Regions from separate parts of the Mus musculus genome. Here region 2 is linked to region 1. The links are chromatin loops, found by intact Hi-C in ENCODE. Cell type or tissue: heart. All regions are shown on one strand. Links, peaks and the distances in the headings refer to the core of each region. The heading gives the core; the rest is flanking DNA.

Region 1 (9,972 bases), core at 882-8,881:
AGGTATTAAGAGAGGTTAAAAATTAGAAATGAGTCTTTAATGAGGAAATTTCTACCAGAAAACTTTATTCTGTCAGGAAATGTCATGTCCCAAAATTTTGATAAAAACCAGCTTAAGTCTCCCTTTGAGGCCACTCTACAGGTCCACCAAAGTGGGAAGATGAATCTATTATTAAAGATGTTCTTCCACTATTGGCTGATATTAATGAAACTTTACTTTTACATCATAATGGAGCACACATTCTAGATTTGGAAGATGTGACAGAAAAAATATATTTACTATATCACTATTATAACTGCCACTTTAAATGTTTTATTGTTTTTGAAGTAAAAACTTTTAAAGTTAAAATAATGCAATTTTTTAGCAAGTATTTTTTTTAAAGATTTATTTATTTTTATTATATGTAAGTACACTGTAGTTGTCTTCAGACACTCCAGAAGAGGGAGTTAGATCTCATTATGGATGGTTGTGAGCCACCATGTGGTTGCTGGGATTTGAACTTCAGACCTTCAGAAGAGCAGTTGGGTGCTCTTACCCACTGAGCCATCTCACCAGCCCAATGCAATTTTTTTGTACAGAAAAATTACCAGTAAACTAACTAGTCTTATAAAACCTAGAGAACTATTGTTAAACATTTTGGCAATTTAAATACCTTCTCCAGAGCATGGGAGACTAAAGAGTAGAATTTAAAAAACTGTGACTGGCCCAGGATTTATGAGTTAAGTCATGCATTGTGAGGGTAGATTTGGCAACACAACGAGACTGGGAATGTCCTGAAGTCTCTACTTTGCACTTGTGGAGACCTTCCTGGGTAAAATCTTATCTTAGTTTTTTCCCTACATGAGCGCTTTCCAAAACTGTTATGAGACCATTCAATAGGGGATAATTCCTCAGAGACTGTCTACAACAAAAGAATTACTGAGAATGGTTCATACACCAACAGTTTGACTGCCTACTATATGCCCAAGACTATGGCTGGCATTTGGGGTATACAGAAAAAAAATCCAAACAGATGCCAAATGTATAGTTACCAACCAAAAGCCATGCAAAGAAATGCAATGTGCAAAGGGGCTGGAGAGTTCCACATTAGCTGATCATCTGCAATGCTGAAGCTGAGAAATAGTGATCTCATCTATTCTTCTGAGATGGGGTCTTCCTGTGTTATCGAGGCTGTTTGTAAACTTCAGGGTTCAAGTGCTTCTCGAACTGTGTCATCCAAGTATGCAAGCATGTGCCACTTGTTCAGATCGCCCGTTGACTTTTGTCATATTCTCTGCTGTCCAATGACAGTGCTTGGTTGATGAAGTTGCATAACTTATTCAAGGCCACACAACTGGAGAACAGCTACGGTTTCAAACTCAGACCCACTGGAGTCCAGAACCAATTTTTTTTTTTTTTCAATTCTTAAAAAAAAAAGTATGTGTATCGGTGTTCTGCCCCACATGTATGAAATAGGCAGTTGTGAGGTACCATGTGGGTTCTGGGAATTGAACTCATGTTCTCTGTAAGAGCACTTGCCCTGAGCATCTCTCTCTCCAGCCCTAGAACTAGTGTTACCAGATCACAGTGAGGATCAGGGATTCTATGTCCTTTTGTGTCTCTCTGCTGTTTCTTGCTTGTATTATTCTTAATTTGTGTGCTTTGTTCATAAATTTGAAAACAATGACTCATCCCCAGACTGGGCGGGGTTGAACAGCAGTTCCGTTTATCTTACTCAGCCCATGGCACCCCTGTTAACTTTCAAAGGTCACCTGTAATAAAAGCACAGTGATAAAAACAACGTTAAATCACACTAAAAGCATGTATATGCTTGCTGCTTCTGACAAACTTGTGATTCTTGTTAATTAGGAAAAAAAAAAAAACACCACCAAAACCTCTTAAGGCTTAATAACCAAATCTAATTTTCAAATATTTCCCTCTCCTTTCTTTGGTAGAGTCTCTTAGATTGGCTTCAAAATATGGAGCCCAGGCTGCCTTTGAGCTTAAAATCTTCCTGCTTTCATCTCCCAAGTGATGAAATTAGACATGAGCTGTCTCACCCATTTCCAACACGTACCTTATACAGACCTCTGGAAGTACTACTTTCTCTTCATGCTTAATGAGGCTATTGTCACTAATTTGATTCTCCAAGGGTAGAGATCTTGAAATATTCATGTGATCTTCCCACAGCCTGTACCACTTGTGAAAACTAGGCAACTGCTTGCTGATACAAACTGAAAAGGTCTGACACAATGTTTGCATTGGGCTTTATTGGCTGTAACAAGTTAAAGCAATAGGAGCTTAAAGCACACTGAGAAAAGCCTGTTGCTTCCTGGGCCAGGAGTCCACATACTGAGTGGGTTTCAGTGGTTCCCTGCTCTAATCTGAGGCTGAAGTCAAGGTATGTATTTTCTTTTCTGGAAACTCTTGTTTCTGAGTTCATCTGCACTGTCAGAGTTCAGCTCCACTGGGTTGAATGACTAAGGTCCCTAATTCCTCACTGCTGTTGGCAGGTTTAGTCCTGATGCTGCTTACATTCCTTTGCTTTCTGCTACTTCAAAGCCAGTAACAGCAAACTGAATTGCTTCACATTTCCAAAACACCTATACTTTCTGGGACCCACGTGGCCCACTCAGAAGTCTAGGATGATCTTCCTAAGGTCTAAAATTGATCTGCAAAGCTCCTTTTTCCAATGAGTGTAATGGAGTTCTGGGTCCCCACCCATGGGTCAAGCCAACCTGCAATACTTAATAAGAACTTGTCCCAAAACATAAAGGGCTTGAAAGGTAGGACAGTGGTAAAGCATCTACCATGCATCTTGAGCCCAAGTCCCAACACAACAAAACACAAAGCCTGCATTTTACAGTCTTCCCTATTCAACCCTTCCAAGTGTGTGGCTTTGTTGGAGCTATGGATCAATTCAAAACATCTGAACCACTATCCTCTCAGAGGTGATTGTCTCAGCTGCAGATTGAAAAACTATAAGCAAAACTACCAAAGGCCAGGGTTAGTGGGGCATGCATTTTAATCTCACATGTATTAATGGGAGGCAGAGGTAAGACAATAGAAGCCCATTGACGCCAGCCTGTCCATATTGTGAGTTTTTGTTTCAAAATAAAAAAATAGTGAAATGGTGTTAGGATATGCTCAGGGATTGTGGGAGGTCCTCAGTTCAACTCTCTCCCCACCAACAGAGTCCTAATATACACCTAATTTAATCCCAGCACTTGGAAGGCAGTGGCAGGTGGATCTGAGTCCAGAGCTAACCTGGTCTACACAGTGAGTTCCAGGCCAGTCAGGTGTCTGTCTCAAAAACAAAACCTAAAATGTCAAAAACAATAACAATAAAATAATTTTAGATGTAGTTCTCCCCTCGCTTTTGGGATGAAATGAGAAGAGTGTTTCTGTTTATTGAATTTGAGTCTTGGGTGAGCACTAATAAGGACCGCTGAGTCCTTTAGGTACAAGGGTTGGACTGCTGGGTGATTTCTTCGTCTCAGCACTGGCTGCCTGTGTACTAACACCACAAGAGTACAGGGTGTTTTTTTACCCACATAAACCTTTCAAAAACTGTAAAACCTGGCCATCAATCCAGTTCAAGACTGTAGAGATGTTTCTGTACTTTGGGCCAACAAACACAGAAAAATAATGTTCTGGGTGCTTCAAACCTTATCATCCTGTCACTGCAATCAAGGAACAGAGGCTCCATTGCCCACTGTGTAGTAATAACAGCTCTCATTTATTCTACAGCAGAAGCCAAATTACATGAGCCTAATATCAGGATCTTCCACATTCTCTCCCATCTTCTAGATACTTCATGCTAATTTGTACCCCATCAAGGTTGTGGGATACTATGCTAACATTGATCAAACAGGCTCAGCGGGGTTAGGAGTAGTCAAGGAGTCACAACTAGGATTCTAAATCTAGGTTGGCTGACATTAGGACTTGACCTCTCTCCGGGCAACTGCGTCTAAATATACACTCAGGTGCATTTAGATTTCTGTGGATGGACCTTCAGTGTTTACCTACTATCGGATCATCAAATTCACCTGGCGGCAACGCTGCTGGAAACTGCAGGTGCATTCTCTGCAAACACACAGAGGTATTACAAGAGGAAATGGGTTAATCACCTAAGTCGGTCAATCGTGCAATAACCGTTTTACTGATATGAGTGTCTCTTTGCTTATTACTATGCGCCAGTTGACTCATTTAAGGGTGGGCCAAAAAGAAAAGTCCTGCTTTTTGTCACCCACCAGAAGTCCAGAAGAGAACTGTGTATGCGGTGGGGGATGGTGCAGTGGAAGCAGGGTAGCAGACTACCAACTCCAGATCCGAAACCGCACTGGACCCGCCACCAGAATCAAAAAAAAGCTTTGAACGGGTTAACCGCGCGCGCGGCCAGGGGGGAGTCCAGCCACCGCCCCTTCCCAGCACCACCTCCCAGAAACCCTCAGGCCTCCGCTAGTTCCCGAACCTCGCGAGACCCCGCCCCATCTTTTTCTGACCGACTTCCCGCCCCCTTCTTTACCGTGCTTGGAGCGCAGCGGGGTACGGAAGAAAGTGGGCGGAAAACAGGAGCCCGGGGCACTCCGGGAAATGTGGTCCAAGCACTTGAGGCAGCCATTTTCTTCCGGAGAGGGGTAGGCCAGGAAGCCAGTGAGGACTACAAATCCCAGCCACCCTTTCGGTTTGTTTTTGTTCAAAAAAAAAAAAAAAAAACCCACACTCCCCCTCCTCACTCTTCTCTCTCACACACACGCGGGCACACACATACACACACATACCCACGGCAGACACGCACGCATCCGAGCGTCGAAAGGAAAGCCGCGTCTCGCCATCCGGGCCCGCCCGCCACTAGTTCGCTCTTGGGTTTCCCAGCAGCGCGGGAACGCGGAGGCCGGAGCCGTGACCTCTGACCCCGTGGTTATGCGGAGCCGCCGCATTCCTTAGCCATCGCGGGGCTGCCGCTGCCGCTGCCACCGTGGGCGACTGACGCAGCGCGGGCGCGTGGAGCCGCCGCCGCCCCTCCCCCCAGCGCCACCCTCGCGCCGGGGTCTCGCTCTAGCCAGTCCCGGTGCGCCCGCCCTCTCCGGCCGCACCCGAGCCCTCGCACGCGCCGCCGCCGCCACGCGCCCCCCGCCGCTGCCGCCGCCTCCGCCCCAGCCCCGCGCCGCCACCGCCCCAGTCCGCCCCGCCCGAAGGACCCGCGTGGAGCCGCCACCGCCGCCGCGGAGGAGGAGGATGAAGGACAAACAGAAGAGGAAGAAGGAGCGCACGTGGGCCGAGGCCGCGCGCCTGGTGAGCCGAGCTGCCCGGGGGGCCGCGGCGGGGGGCGTAGGGGGTGGGCTCCGCGCGGCTCCCCGGGCGGGGGAGGGGCGAGGCCCTGCCCACCGCAGCAGGGGGCGGGGCCGCCCGGGTGTGGAGCTCCCGAGGTCCCGGGCCCGAGGAGGCTGGGACGCCTTTTCTCTGCATCCCCCCACCCCTTGAATTCCTGCGGAGGGGCGAGCTGGCAAGCGGCTCCTCCCCCCTCCGAGCGCCCGGGCGCCAGTCTCCCCTCCCCCCACGTTGGCAGCAGCAGCGGGGGGTCCCGGGGAAAGCGCCCGTTTATTCTTCTGCGGGGAGTTAGGTTTCCGGGAAAGGTCGGAAGTGCTTCCCCGGACTTCTTCGTGGGCAGAGGTGTGTGGGTCACTAAGACACCGTAGGGGTGGGAAAAGTGCCCCTGGTTTCAAGGACGCGAGAAGCATTTAGAGCGTTGGCAATTTAAACCAGGTGTGTGTCGGAAAGCAGTCGCTAAGGACCGATGTGAACCCTGAGTAGTGGTTCTCAAACTACTAGAGTGCCCGGTGGGAGCATACCTGGGGACTTTGTTTCAAACATTGGCACTAGGGCTCATTTTAAACACACTGAACTCGAGATTCCTCTGAGAAACAGTACTTTAGGCAGCTGCTTAAGCGATTGTTATGCCGGTGACCCTCGAATATTTAAATCACACTGAGCCCTGTGACTACAATGGGGGGTAGGCAGTTTGCAGAGGAGCAGAATACACTTTGCCAAGAATGTGTATCTGTTTGAGGCTTCCCTTCTGAGGGTTTAGTTAAAAAAAAAAAAAAGTAAATAGGTTTTTGAGCTCGCTACCTGCCCAGAGGATTTGTGGCTTTTCTGTTTCCCAAGCTTCAGTAGACTTGTGCGATAGCTTTCTTTTGGACTCAAAATACAAAGCCAAAAGACCGGAGGCATGTTCTTATGAAATGTTGCTGGTGACAATTCTAATGGTTTATACTTTTCTCGGAGATGTCACTTCCTCAGACTGCCACAGTGCAGGGTTATGGGTGCATCCTGCTTTTGTGTTGACGCCCTGTATTTTATATGTAATTGTTATAATTTAGTTTTAATGGTGGAGTGAAGCTCAGCTTTCTTCTAGCCGTTCCTTTTACTGGAAAGTGAGTTCTGTCTGCCTCAAAAGTGTTGGAGGTTGATAAAGATCTAGAGTGAACCCTTTTTTTTTTTAGAGTCTGTGAAAGCCGGTTATTCATTTACCCATGGCTGTTTGAGCTACCAGAGAATTTCCACTGGTATTCCTGATCATCGCTCTTCTCCTGTTACCCTGGGAACAGAAACAGGGATTGTTTGTGTGAAAGATGTAGTTTATTTTTTGCTTGGCATATGAAAATTGAAACTCCGAGGTGGTGTATTTTTCCTTCTGTGATTCAATCAAAACTAGAACTTTGCCTAGTATTTATGATTTTTGGAACTTAATGATTTCTTCATGCTTCTCTTAATAAATTTAAGTCTGAAGGAGCTTAGGAGAAAGCTAAAATGTAGGTTTTTTTATTTTATCATGGAAGTTGTTGGATCTTGACCATTGAAGTTCTAAGTTTCTGTGTGCAGGTGTTTATGACTCTGGGCACCCAAGGAATATTTGCTTGCCAGAACCCTACTTGTTAGAGGTAGGTGAAAGTACCTTCAGATCCTGTGTTATTTATGTCCTGACAGCTCTGAAATCTTCTCCTCTCAAAGCTCTTTGGGCTCTTATTAATTGAAAGGCTCTGGCAGTTTGGAATCCACTGTTATTTTAAGCCTCTTTAAGTTCTTAAATTTACTGTGGTTTGAATTCCAAGGTTAAGGTTGCTATTTCTATTTTATCATTGGCTCACCTTCAAGCTCAATTATCTGAAGTTATTTCTCTTTTTCTACTGTGGCTCTTCAGTTAAAAATAGTAATCTGAACAGGAATTTCTTTGTGGTGTAGTTGTACATTTGAAAGAGGACTTGTGGGAACATGGTATGCAATTTTGCATATCTTTTATGTGCTTTGTATTTTAGAATTTTCTGTGCTTTTTGTGGGGGTGGATGGGGGAGTGCAAAGTCGTCTTCCCATTAAAAAGAAAAAGTCCCGCTACACTGAGTGCTGGGAGTTTTTGCTTTTACTTCATAAAGGAACACCTGGCAAGCAGTGAGCTACAATGGCAATGCAGTCAGTTTTGCCACAAGGTTACTATTGGTAACTGCTTTTGGACAGTTGAAATTAGATCACATGTTATGGCGACTCATGTGCTTGTCAGGTGGGGGTTTCTAATCGCTCTTGGCCTTGCTCAAATTGGGGAGTAGATAATAACCTTATATATGCCATTTTGACGTAGGAAAGCTTACAGGATTCTGGAGAATTCTAGCAGAGTAGCCGACTCCTGCAGATGGGTTTTTGCAGTTGTTAGATTTAAGAAGTGGACATTCTTCTCTCAGATGCCTTACAGAGTGCATGGCATTTCTAGCTATCGGAAGTAGAGATGTGGAATAAATATGCCATCTTGTTAGGAACAATTTGGGAGAAACAGCCAAGGAGATTTTCTTTTAAATTGTGTACTACACTTAAATAGATTTCTCTGGCTTTTGAGAAATGCTACATTGCATGCTTTGTTTTTGCTCTGATTCATGTCTGAACATTCTTTTTTTTTTTTAAGATGTATTTATATTTATTTATTTATTTATTTATAAGTACCTAAGTACACTGTAGCTGTCTTCAGATGCACCAGAAGAGGACGGCAGATCTCGTTACGGTTGGTTGTGAGCCACCATGTGGTTGCTGGGATTTGAACTCAGGACCTTCGGAAGAGCAGTCGGTGCTCTTAACCGCTGAGCCATCTCTCCAGCCCATGACTGAACATTCTTATATCAAACATTTTTTTCCTTTCAAGTAGAGAGTTTTTTCTTTCCTTCAAAAAAATATGTGGTCTAGAAAGACTAGCAATAGAGCACTGCTGGATTGTTCTGAAAACTAGTGGTTTATATACAATTTTAATGAAAATGAGTACTTTATATCTTCATACGTAATATCTCTTTAGAAGTTTTTTTTCTTCTGTTTTAAGATTCTCAGGGTCTTTCTGGCTACTGTTTAAATAATTGGTAGGTATTTTTTTCAGTCATGCTCTTTTTTTCCCTTGTAGGAGATTTGTTAGATTTGTGTGTGTGTGTGTGTGTGTGTGTCAGTGTCAGGAGAGGCCCAGAGTTAAACAGGTATTTTGGTTTCTGTCTTTTGTTTAGGAATAAATATGCTTAGTTCCTCACTTCCCTTTGAAGTATCCTGGCTTGGGAGATTACTTTTACTGTGGAACAATGGGTTCACTGAAAAAGAGATTTGACTCTGCTGATATAGATTAGGGAGTGCTTCCAGAGGGAAGGTAGTTTCTGATCTGAGCCTTGAACAGTTAGTGAGATGTAGGTAGGCCTGTCACAGAGGCAGAAGCTGATGAAAAAAACATGGCTGAAGGAGGAGAGAAAAACTACATGGGTGTGAATATATTTGCAAAGTGTGCAAATGGGGTGAAACAAAGAGGAATTGCAGGTATGAAGATGTGTGGGTCGGTGAGGCAGTCTTGCTGGGGGGCAGATAGGTTATTGAGAGGCTTTGTGTGCCCAGCTTCTGGGCACCTACGGGTGCTTACTCAAGTTCTTTTCAATTTGAAAAATGACCCTGAGAGGAAAGTCTTAATACTTGAAGAGTGAGAGATTCCCCCTTTGGCTCAGGTTGGATAGGTACATAGGTACTTGCTTCAGTTTGGAAGAATAGAATTGAAATCTTATCCTGTCTTATTCTAAAGCCTGCACTTTAGTGGCTGGCTGGGTTCTGGAAACATACTTTCTGCTGCTTATGGAGAGACAGAGTTGCTGAAGATGATTTTGAAATAGGAACATGAAGGTAGACTGTGTGGTCTGCTACAAGGCAGGTTCCGTGTGGTTTTAAGTGAGGGATAATCACAAACAGGAATGGATTTGAGAACAGGGCTGGACTCAAGGATATAATTGAAAAAGCTGTTGTGTTGGGTCACTGGCTGTGGTAGTGAGCCAGGTAGATGAGAGCGAAGGGTGCTACATGTGTGTTGTTAAATTAGGTGCCAATTAAGGTAAGGAATGTAGGGAGAAAGGGTAGGGATGGAGGGGGAGATAAAGGAGAGTTGCTCAGGTGAATTAGAGTTGAATGAGTTAAGAATGGACAGTTAGACTGATGAGTCATACAGAACTACTTGACTCTGAAGCTTGGGAGAAGTCGGGTAGAGGTAGATAGGGTCGGAGTCATCAGGGTTAGAAGCAGCACTAGTAACTGACAAGAGCAGTGTCAAAATGAACAGAGAGGCTAAGGAGGAAAAAGGGGAGGTTTGCTTTAGTATTTCCTTCTCCAAACTCTGACTTCCTTTAGTGATAAGGTCTGTTGTAGCCTTCCTTTGGAACTTCCTGCCTGCCCACCCCACCCCCATCCCCCTTTAATAAGTGACAGAACTTGGGTGTTACACTTGTTAGCTTGGAGTGCCTGCAGCAGCTGCTCAGGTGTCGAAAGTGAGATAATGAAATGACAACGTTCTTTTCCTGTTAGAGGAGCATTTCTGAAACAGCTCAACTTTGTGAAGATTGCTGAGGAAGTACATTAGTTACAGACCTAGTTACTGATGGACTAACACAGGCAGGAAATTAGGTTCCTCATTGTTATGTGAGTCACAGAGAA
Region 2 (9,972 bases), core at 715-8,714, 54 kb before region 1:
AGGTAAGAGAACAACTTTTGGGGTTCTATCCTTCCACCATATAGATTCGGAGGACTGAAAGGGTCTCAGGCTTGGTGGCAAGCGTCCTTACCTGACAAACCCACCATGCTGGCCCTAATGTATGCTTAGCCTTGACCTCACAGAGATCCACCTGCCTCTGCCTCTTGAGTGCTGGCATCAAATCTTCTATTTATTTATTTGTTTGTTTGTTTTATATATACGAGTACACAATCACTGTCTTCAAACACATCAGAAGAGGGCATTGAATCCCATTATAGATGGTTGTGAGCCACCATGTCGTTGCTGGGAATTGAACTCAGAACCTCTCCAAGGGCAGTCAGAGTTCTTAACCGCTGAGCCATCTCTCCAGCCCCTAATGTATGTTTTTAATAGGTGTCTTTGTGTGCTGCTATGGGCTAGCCACTGTGCTACAGAAGATACGCACACATAGTACGTACGTACATACGCAATACGTACGTGCATTCGTAATACGTACGTACATAGTTCCTGTCCTGGGAACTACGCATAAGCCCTGGTTTGCTTCTGGGACTTCTGGCTCTGCTGCTGACACCATTACTCTTACCGTCCCCTGTCATTTACTGTGCCCTACTTTTGGGTTTCATGCTTATTAACCCTTCAGCGAATCCTCACAGGAGCCCTTCAAGGAAGCCACGGGGTTGGAGCTTTAGCTCCGTGTAGAGCGTCCCTGAGAATCTCAAGGCTGTGGGTTACATCCCAGCACTGGGGGCAGAGGTTGGGGAGAAAAAGGGGAGGAATGAGGACCAGAAAGGTGGACTAACATGATCAAGGTCGCATATCCGTTAAGTGCCTGAGGAGGAAGCAATTACCTTCCGACCCTTGTCTGGCTTACTTCAGAAACATCAAAGATGTGAATTTAGAAGCCATTAGCTCCATCCCTAGTCTTCTGAGCCTCTCTTGGGTCACGCGGGCTCATCCATGCTGAACCTGGGCACCTCGCCAAGTGACAACCATTAAGCATGTCTCATGTATTTGGCCTCCATCCAAGCTCAGCATCTTATTTCCTCTTGAAAGGGGCTCAGGAATACCACCTCTTTACCATCCAATAAATAATTCCTATTTCTTTAGTCTTTTTATACCACCCCTTTCCAGCCCTCTTCCTCAAATAGCATCAAATTTCAAAGGACACTGAGCCCTCTTACCGGCAGGGCTCCTCTCATTGGCAGTTACTGCAGCCTTAGGACACCATGGGCCTATGTAATAGGTTTTATTTTTCCTTCCATGAGTTAGAGATTGGAATCCAGGACCTAGGGATGCCCAGCAAGTGCACTACACTCATTCTGTAGTTCAAGCTAGACTTGAACTCCTAATCTCTCTGTTTCTGCCACCTACCAAGTGCTGGGATGAGAGACATATATATCAGACTCCATATTGTACTTCATCTTTATGACAAACCTGGACAGTGTCAAATATATATTTTGCAGGTGGGTAATTTGAGTTCAAAGAATGATTTGCATTGGGTCACCTGCTGGATAAAGGACAGAATTGGAACTCAGGCCCCAAATTGTGTATACCTGAAGTCTTTGTTGGATAGTCTGGAACTATTCTGTGCAGTATGGTAGCCAGTAGCCACAGGTGACAACTCAAACACAAATTAACCAAAACTACGTAAACATGACTTGGTTGCTTGGTAGCCCTGGTGTCATTTTGGAAACAGAGCAGTTACATGTGGCTAGGGCAGCCATATTGGACGGTGCCAATACAGATCATTTCTACCACAGCCACAGGCTGCCGAACAGCACTGTTCTAGAATGTCAGAGAAGAAGGGAAACTTGGTGCTTTTGCCATGCCTTGGGGAACCAGGCCATGCTATCGGTCAACTCTGTAGGAAGTTCATTACAAGTTCCTTCCTGTAGGCAGGATCATAATAAAGGCCAGAAGCCCTGGCACACACCTTTAACCTCAGCATTTAGGAGACAGATACAGGTAGATCTATATGAATTGGAGGACAACCAGGTCTACATAGTAAGTTCTATATGGTGAGACCCTGTCTAAACCAAGTCATAGTAAAGCCAGCCATAGTGGTCGAGGGTAACAGCTGAGTGAGTTCGTTACTCAAGCATGAGGACCTGAGTTCAACCCCCAGCACCCAGATTAAAAGGCCACATTGGGGGCTGGGGAGTTGGCTCAGTCGTTGAGAGCACTGACTGCTTTTGCAGAGGACCAGGGTTCAATTCCCAGCACCCAAAGGGCAGTTCACAACTGGCTGTGTGTAAGTCCAGTTCCAATGAATATGATGCCTTCTTCTTACCACCTCAGGAACCAGACACTCACGAGGTGCACATGCGTACATGCAGGCAAACATTCATACACGTAAAATGGTAAAGAAGTTTAAAAACAATTTAAAGCCATGTCGTAGCACGTACTTGTGATCCCAGTGCTGGGAGTGAAAATCCCCCCCAAAAATGCTTTCTTCTATAAAATGCATTGGCATGGGGCTTCATCAGAGCAACAGAAAAATAACTAATACAGAAGAGGCAGAGGCAAGCAGATATCTGAGTTCAAGGCCAGCCTGGACTAAAGAGTGAATTCCAGGACAGCCAGGGCTACACTGAGAACACTGCCTCGGGAAAATGCAAGAAAGCAAACAAACAAAACCACCACTACCAATAACAACAACAAAACACCCGTCTGGGAGGCCCTGGGTTCTGTCTCCAGCACCACGTAAATGTCACGTGGTGCAATGTGCCTGTGATGTCAGAACTTAGGCAGGAGGATCAGAAGTTCCAGGTTATTTTTGTTTTCCTAGTGAATTTAAGGACAGCCCAGGGGCTGGAGAGATGGCTCAGCGGTTAAGAGCACTGACTGCTCTTCCAGAGGTCCTGAGTTCAATTCCCAGCAACCACATGGTGACTCACAAACATCTGTAATTGGATCAGATGCCTTCTTCTGGTGTGTCTGAAGACAGCTATAGTGTGTTTATATGCAATAAATAAATAAATCTTAAAACAAAACAAAACACAACAGCCCAGAATGGGAGAGGGTACAAAGAGCAACTAAAAGAACTAATGAAAATGAGAGAAAATTTTGGCAATTATTAGCCCTAGAAACTACCAAGAGATACAGAAGAGATGAAACATAAACACATATATTGCATTATGTTCTTGTAAACAACACATAATGTGTTTGTAACCAATACAGGTAAACTTTACTTTGCGTCAGTTTGGTAGGTATCTTTTTTTTTTCTTTGTGTGTAGCTCCAGCTCTCCTAGACTTGCTCTGTAGACCACATTGGCCTCCAACTCAGAGATCTGCCCACTCCTCCTTCCAGAGTGCTTTTTGCTTTGATGGAAGGGTAGCCGGACTCCAAAGATGCTATGCAGGGAGGATGACTTGATGTGATTCCGGTTTTCAAATTATTGTTCAGACTATCTAGTCGAGATGCCAACCATGCACTCCCAGCCCAGCTGGTTTGCATGTGCTGAAGTCAGAGGACAACCTAAGTTGTTTCTCTCCTGCCGGGTGGGTCCCTGGAATCTACCTCAAGCCGTCAAACGCGTTTACCCACTGAGCCATCAGAGGGTAGCATCTTTTCCCTACAATTATGTGTATTTATTTTTGATACTGAGGGACAGAGTCTCGCTGTGTAGTTCGGAACTTGCTCTGTACCCAAGCATGGTCTTGAGCTGTTCATCCTCCTGCCTCCATTTCCCGAGTGCTAGAACTATAGTCATGAGCCATCAAGCTCAACCAAAGTTTTTTGAGTTGATGGTAAGAATAGTGGGACTCCAAGGATGCCTTGCAGGGATGTGCTTCAGGTTTTAAATTATTATTCAGGTCACCTCGCCGGGAATGGATGGTCAGGCCTTATACTCTATTAACAGAGAACAAGAATTGCAGTCGAGTCTAAAGATGACAGGTGGCCTGGCCTTGCTTGTGGTGCTGTTCTTTAAAAAAGTGGAGAAAAGCAGGAATATATGAAAGGCAGACTGTGGGACTCGATGGCCAAATGAAAGTGACAGGCAGGACAGATTTTCCTTCATCCCTGGGTGGCCTTAATTGGGAGCCACTCAATACTAATCTGAGACCCAGATCAGAGAACTGACCTGAAAGAGCTTTCAGAAGGGGAGGATGAAAGCGCGTAGTGTGACCAAGATACTGGGCTCTGTTTCACAAACGGAGAAACTGAGGCACCCGAGACCAGAGGACCGAGTCCGGGTGCCTAGGAGGGTCAGAGTGTCCGCGCGCTGGGAACCTGGAAAACGCCGCTGCACTCCGGGTTCCGCCCCTCGGCGAGCTCCTCGCTTCGGAGGCCCAATAAAGTTATTGAAATTGACGCGGTTGCTAAGGAAGTGGGTCGCCGAGCCGGGTTGCTAAGGAAGTGAGCGCCGCGGTCTCTCCCCATCCGGGGCAGCTGGGAATGGCTGAGCCCCGGGTTCGCCGCCGCCGCCCGCTCTCGGCTGCGGCCGCAGGTGAGTTCGAGATGCTGGGGTCACCGCGGGGCGCCCAGCATTATCCCGATGTCGTTGCTCTGCGAGCCGCAGCATCCTTTGTCCGGCCTCTGTGGTATCTCTGACCACCCGGCTTTTTCTCGGGCGCGGCCGGTACGACCCCCCAGTCTCGGCCGCCCGTGCTCGCTCCTCACGGCCGGTCCGGGGCCACAGTCCCAGGCCCTGGCTGGAAAGGCAGCTCAGGAAGCAAGAACCTGAGGTCCGAGCCTCAGGGCGGTGCCTGGCTCGCTGTGTGACCTTGGACAAACCCCTTGCCTTCTCTGGCAGCAGCAGACCTGTCTGCCCATTGGGGTCTTGACACTTGCCGAGGAGACTTGTATATGAAAGGGCTCCAAGTGGGAAGAGGGTGAACGGCCAGGATACTCTATGTGGAGACCAAGAGAACTGTTTGAAGTCTGAGTGCTTGAGTTTGAGGCTGCATAGCGTGGCGTTGAGTCTTCTCATCTGTAAATCAGATCATGGGATTGCCCTTCGTGGGAAGCAGGGCGTCTGGAGTAGCTTGGGACATGATGCTTAAAAAAACAAAACAAAACATGTTAATTGCATATAACGGGTTTCATGATGACGTTTCATCCGTGTGTATAATTTATTTTATTCGTGCTCCCCTCCCACTGACCCTTTCCCTTCACTTTTTAGTCCCTTCTAATTCCATGCCCTAGCGCAGTTTACAAAAATTAGGTTCTTTTGAGGAGCATGGGCGTTTTGCCCGTGGCTACACTACAGAAGAAAATGCCTGCTACTCCCTCAATCACCAATAACTCATGTGAGGTGTTAGGTTTGGGGGTGTGGTGGTGGTGGGGACACAACACCTCAGGAATGGGTGGCTGTGTTGTGAGCCCCTCCCCCTAGCAACCGTTAACTGCCCATAAATCCTCGTGTAGGGGTGGGTCCTGTTGAGCCCCTCCCCCTCCACAAAACACGTGGTTAAGTACTACTTATCACTAATGGGATGGAGCCTTCCAAGAAGGGGAAGATGACTTGGAACCAGAAGGACTTAGGTGTGTAGCTTGCTAGTGCATATGGGTATTCTAGACACCCTGGCCATTCCCCACCCACAGTTTTACTTTGTAGTCTGCTCAGAGGGGGGAAGTTACTGACCTCTTAAAAGGTTCTGTACTTGTGCCATGCCTGTCACCCGGTATATTCATAACAAGAATAGGGGTATTTATCTCTTCTGAGAAGTGCTTAGAGCAACTTGATGCTTAAGAAGTTTTTTGAGGCGTATTATCTCATTTAGTCTTCACAGACAGTGTCAGGCAGCTGGTGATGTCACCCGCTCTTGTAGATGAGGAACCTGTGCCTGAGAAAAGTGAACGGCTTGCCTAAGACTGAGGCTTAAGGTGTGATGGAGCTGGACGGCATTTTACTCCCCGCTCCCTGATGCCTCTGCTTTCTCAACAGTAACTGCTAGAAGGCCACAAGGGTATTTTGGGTTGCTTCTAATTGCTTTGGCTAGAAGTTGTTCTCCCAGTGGCATGGAAACAAGATCTCAGAAAAAAAAAGCTCTGCATGTTTTAGTTTGTTCCTAGCATATATTAATTTTATCTGATAAATTTGACTGACTTTTTAAAAATACCATTACTGTAGTTTGTGTGTGTGTGAGTGCCAGCCTGTGCTGTGGTGTGTGGAGGTGAGAAGTCGGCTTTGTGGAGTTGACTCCTTCCACCTTTCGGTGGGCCTTGGGGATCAAACTCCGTAGACTCAGGTTGTCAGGCCTGTGTGGCCAGTGCTTTCCCTGCTGAGCCGTCTCCCCTGCCCCATGTGATGTTTAAATTCGTGTGTATGTGTGTGTTTTGATCATACTTACCTCCATCACCTTCCTACTCCTGCTGATACCCTCTCTTCCCACATTGTCTCCCCTTCCACAGCTCCCCTCTTTGATGACCCAGCCAGTCTAATTAGGATGGCTTATGGGAACACACATGAGGATTTATTTATAAGAGCACAAGTAACTTACTAGTGTTTCCATGGCTGAAGAAGTGCCTCTTTCTCAGTCACCATGGACTGTCTGTAAGTCCTCAGAGACGAGCGGGGCCTTATGAAGCCCTGCCCGCTTCTGTGACTAAATATTGATGGGCTCAGTCTCATAGACTTCTGTACAGATAGGCACAGCTGCTAAGAGTTCACAGGGCCACAGCATGTCCTACCCAGAGGCAGCATTCCACACGCCACTCCCCTCTTCTGCCTCTTACATTCTTTCTATCCCCTCTTCTGTGATGCTCTCTGAACCTTGAAGGGGGTGAAATGCCCCCCTTTAGACTGAGCACTCAGTAGTCCCCTACTTCCAGCACCTTGGCCACTTATGAGCCTCAGTAGCCACCGCCCACTGCAAACGAAGCGTCTGTGAGCAAAGCTGACTCCATTACTAATCTATAGGCATAAACCTAAATATTTAGAAAGCAGTTTGACAGATACATCATAGCCATTTAGGAGCTCAACAGCAGTGACTCCCCACTAGGGCCTGGGTCTTCTCCACATGGGCTTTGACTAGGCTATAAGGAATTGCTGTCTGTGGAGAAGGCTGCAGTGCAAGCTGTTGGTTAGCCTGTAAGTGTCCTGGCCCATCTTGCTGGGCAGGTCGTTACTGTAGGATGAAGCATCCACAACTGAGTGACACTGTTGATGGGAGCTCTTCCTTAGCAGGCTGCATAGCATCTTCCACCCTGTGAACCATGGCCAGCAGCGGGGAAGCGTCCAGCTCAGTTTCAGCTTGGTTTCTCTTTGTCATGAAATCAAAGCTTGTACTGTCTTCAGCAACAAGTTCTTACCGTCTCATAATGGTGGGCAACCAACAGCAGTTGCGATAGCCTGTTTGGGGTACCTCGAGGGCATCCCTGGTGATTTGAATGGGACCACTGAGACATCCAGCCCCGTGGGTTGAACAGCTGCCTGTTTCTTGGCCTGTACAGTGAGTGACAGCCGTTGGTGGACTACTGCATCTCCTTTTAATAATAAATCCCCTTTTAATAAACACTCTGATCCTCCATTCTGTCTGTTCCTTTAGCAAACCCTGACCAACAATTCATGGTAAGGTAGTCCAACCCTGGCACTAACATTTTCCTATAATAATTTGTGGCTATAAATTGCTCGGCACATTTGGTAAATGTTAGCTGTCATTATTTGGGCTTAACTTAGCACGTGTACTGTATTTTACATTCTGATAGTGGTTGGTGAGTGAGTATAGTGTGTGCTTATAATCTCAGGTCTGTCAGTCCTCAGAGATGATCAGAAGCATGAAGCAGTTGTCATTGTGGCAGTGTGTGACTGTGGTGTCATTGCAGGATTTCTCCATGAACCAGGACCTCCTTACCAGGGTGGGTGCAAGGAAAGGAGAAATCTGGTGCGGCGGGCTGTGCTCAGGTGGTAGAATGTTGCCTGGCATACACGAATCCTGGATTTCTCCTCTAGTGCCATGTAGACACTGGCATGGTGGCTCATGTCTGCAGTCCCAGAACTCGGGTGCTGGAGGTGGAGTTCAAGGCCACCTTGCCTGTATATCAGTCGGAGACACATGAGGCCCTGTTTTTGTTTTAAGGAGGAAAATGGCTAATTGGAGGTTTTGTTGTTTGGAACCAAATTCAGTAAATGTTTATTACATTTCTCTATCCCAGGGATATACAGGATACTGTATCTTCATGGCCTTCAAGGAACCCCGAGCTTAACTTGCAAATAACTTCATTTGACAGTATTTGATCTGCCTGCCCATTGGGTGTCAGGCCTTGCACATGCTAGGCGGGCACTCCACTAACCAGCCCATCTCTGGCGTCATGGTTTTTGTTTAAGGCCGACTTGTTGCTCTGGCCAGCCTCTAATTCCTAGGCTCAAGTGATCTTGTCACCTTAGTTTTCTGAGCAAATGAGACTGTAGGTGTATGTTAACACACTTGCCTTGACTTGTCTAAATGGATTCATGGATTGTGTTTGTGTTGGCCATAGAGTAAAGCCCTGCTGTCTTCTGCTGTGTCCTGAGATGCCTGCTAGGCACCCAGATAGGAGCTAGTAGTGGGGTGGTGGGGGAGTGGGGAACCTCAGATTGCTCCTACATCTTTTTCTTTCCCTGTTATCTTTCCCTTCCCCCTCCCTTTCCTTTCTCCTCTCTTTTTCTTTTTTTCCATTATTTTTTAAAGATTTATTTTTATTTTCTGTGCACTGGTTTGCCTGCATGTATGTTTGTGTGAGGGTACCAGGTCCCCTAGAACTGGAGTTACAGTTGTGAGCTGACATGTAGGTGCTGGGAATTGAACCTGGCTCCTCTGGAAGAGCAGCCAATGCCCTTAACTGCTGAGCCATCTCTTCAGCTCTCTTTCCATTTCTTCTTGTCTTTCTGGGCCTTGTTACGTAGCCTAGGTTAGCCCCAGCACTTGCTCTCCCGCATGCTGGGTTCGTACACATTTCAGGTTGCCAAGGAAGAACCTTGTCTTGTGACAGTTGACACACTGCTGTCTGTATGGATCTTGATGCTCTGGAGTTCTGAATTGGGCCTTTATTTGGTCTCATTGGTACCCGTGAGGAAAGCAAGGTGCAGATTAAACTCTCCAGTGAACAATGGCGGAACTCCTAGGAAGAGAAACCATGCTGCCGGGCAGAAGCCCACCCACCTCACAGTGGTGTCCGGGTCTTCAGACGCCAGGCACAGTGCTCTTGTTGTATTCCTATGGCTTCGTTTGTGGGACATTTGCTGAGCAACAGGTATTTGCTGTGGCAGCCCTGTGCAGCCTGGGGATATGACAGTGAAGAGATGGCTGAGGTCCTTGTCTCACAGCGTTCAGCAGGTGCAAACCCAAAACCAAAAAGTAGGCAGACGGGATTTGAACTGGAGGAACACAGTGGGAGCAATGGCGCAGTAGTGTGCTGGAAAGCCATTCTCCAGGGATGGAGGGGACACTGCTGCATTAACTGGGGGAGGCGGTGACATTTTTGTTGAGGTTTGATCTCGGGAAGGGGCTCACTGTTTGAAGGTATACCAAAAGGATAAAGACTCCACGGTGGTCCTGAGCTAATTCCAGAAACTGCAGGAAGTGGCTGTGATGGGGTGAGTGGAGAGGTGGCTGGGAGTAGGGGGAGTCTACTCTAGAGGAGTCTACACGCCATGGGAACACTGGAGGCTTCTCAGAAGGTGTCATCATCTAGGTGTTTTTGTTGGTGTTAGTTTTTTAATGTGTGTGGATGTTTTGCCTGTGTGGATGCCTTGTGTCTACAGAGGCCGGAGGGATTGTTCAGTCTCCTGGAACTGGAGTTACAGAGGGTTGTGAGCTACCATGTGTGTTCTGGGACCTGTGGAACAATACCTACTGAGTTACCTTTCTTTCTCTCTCTCTTTTTTTTGGGGGGGTGGGGGGTTGGTTTTTCAAGACAGGGTTTCTCTGTATAGTCCTGGCTGTCCTGGAACTCACTCTGTAGACCAGGCTGACCTTGAACTCAGAAATCTGCCTGCCTCTGCCTCCCAAGTGCTAGGATTAAAGGCGTGCGCCACCACTGCCGGG

What was found. Peaks named below come from ENCODE experiments on the same cell type or tissue, not always from the same donor. Only the 100,000 strongest peaks of a DNase experiment are listed, where the experiment ranks them.
Region 2: it touches region 1 in a loop (2.5-fold over the local background); 12 of 42 quality-filtered maps call a loop at or near these places.

Annotation. Positions count from the first base shown.
Region 1 is chr2:153,341,114-153,351,085 of GRCm38, forward strand. It overlaps Asxl1 (additional sex combs like 1), which reads left to right and starts at 4,717. Exons shown (of 13, transcript NM_001039939.2): 1 at 4,717-5,277. The coding sequence starts at 5,221. 2500004C02Rik (RIKEN cDNA 2500004C02 gene) reads right to left here and starts at 4,697. Exons shown (of 2, transcript NR_040318.1): 1 at 4,508-4,697; 2 at 44-1,751. In heart, for the core only: no CTCF peak of the experiment used is centred there; DNase peaks (open chromatin) are centred at 4,498, 5,138 and 5,328; H3K4me3 peaks cover 4,582 bases; H3K27ac peaks cover 4,185 bases.
Region 2 is chr2:153,287,054-153,297,025 of GRCm38, forward strand. Kif3b (kinesin family member 3B) reads left to right here and starts at 4,363. Exons shown (of 9, transcript NM_008444.4): 1 at 4,363-4,451. It overlaps Gm39961 (a long non-coding RNA gene), which reads right to left and starts at 4,373. Exons shown (of 3, transcript XR_866869.2): 1 at 4,086-4,373. In heart, for the core only: no CTCF peak of the experiment used is centred there; DNase peaks (open chromatin) are centred at 4,338 and 5,358; H3K4me3 peaks cover 1,924 bases; H3K27ac peaks cover 1,026 bases.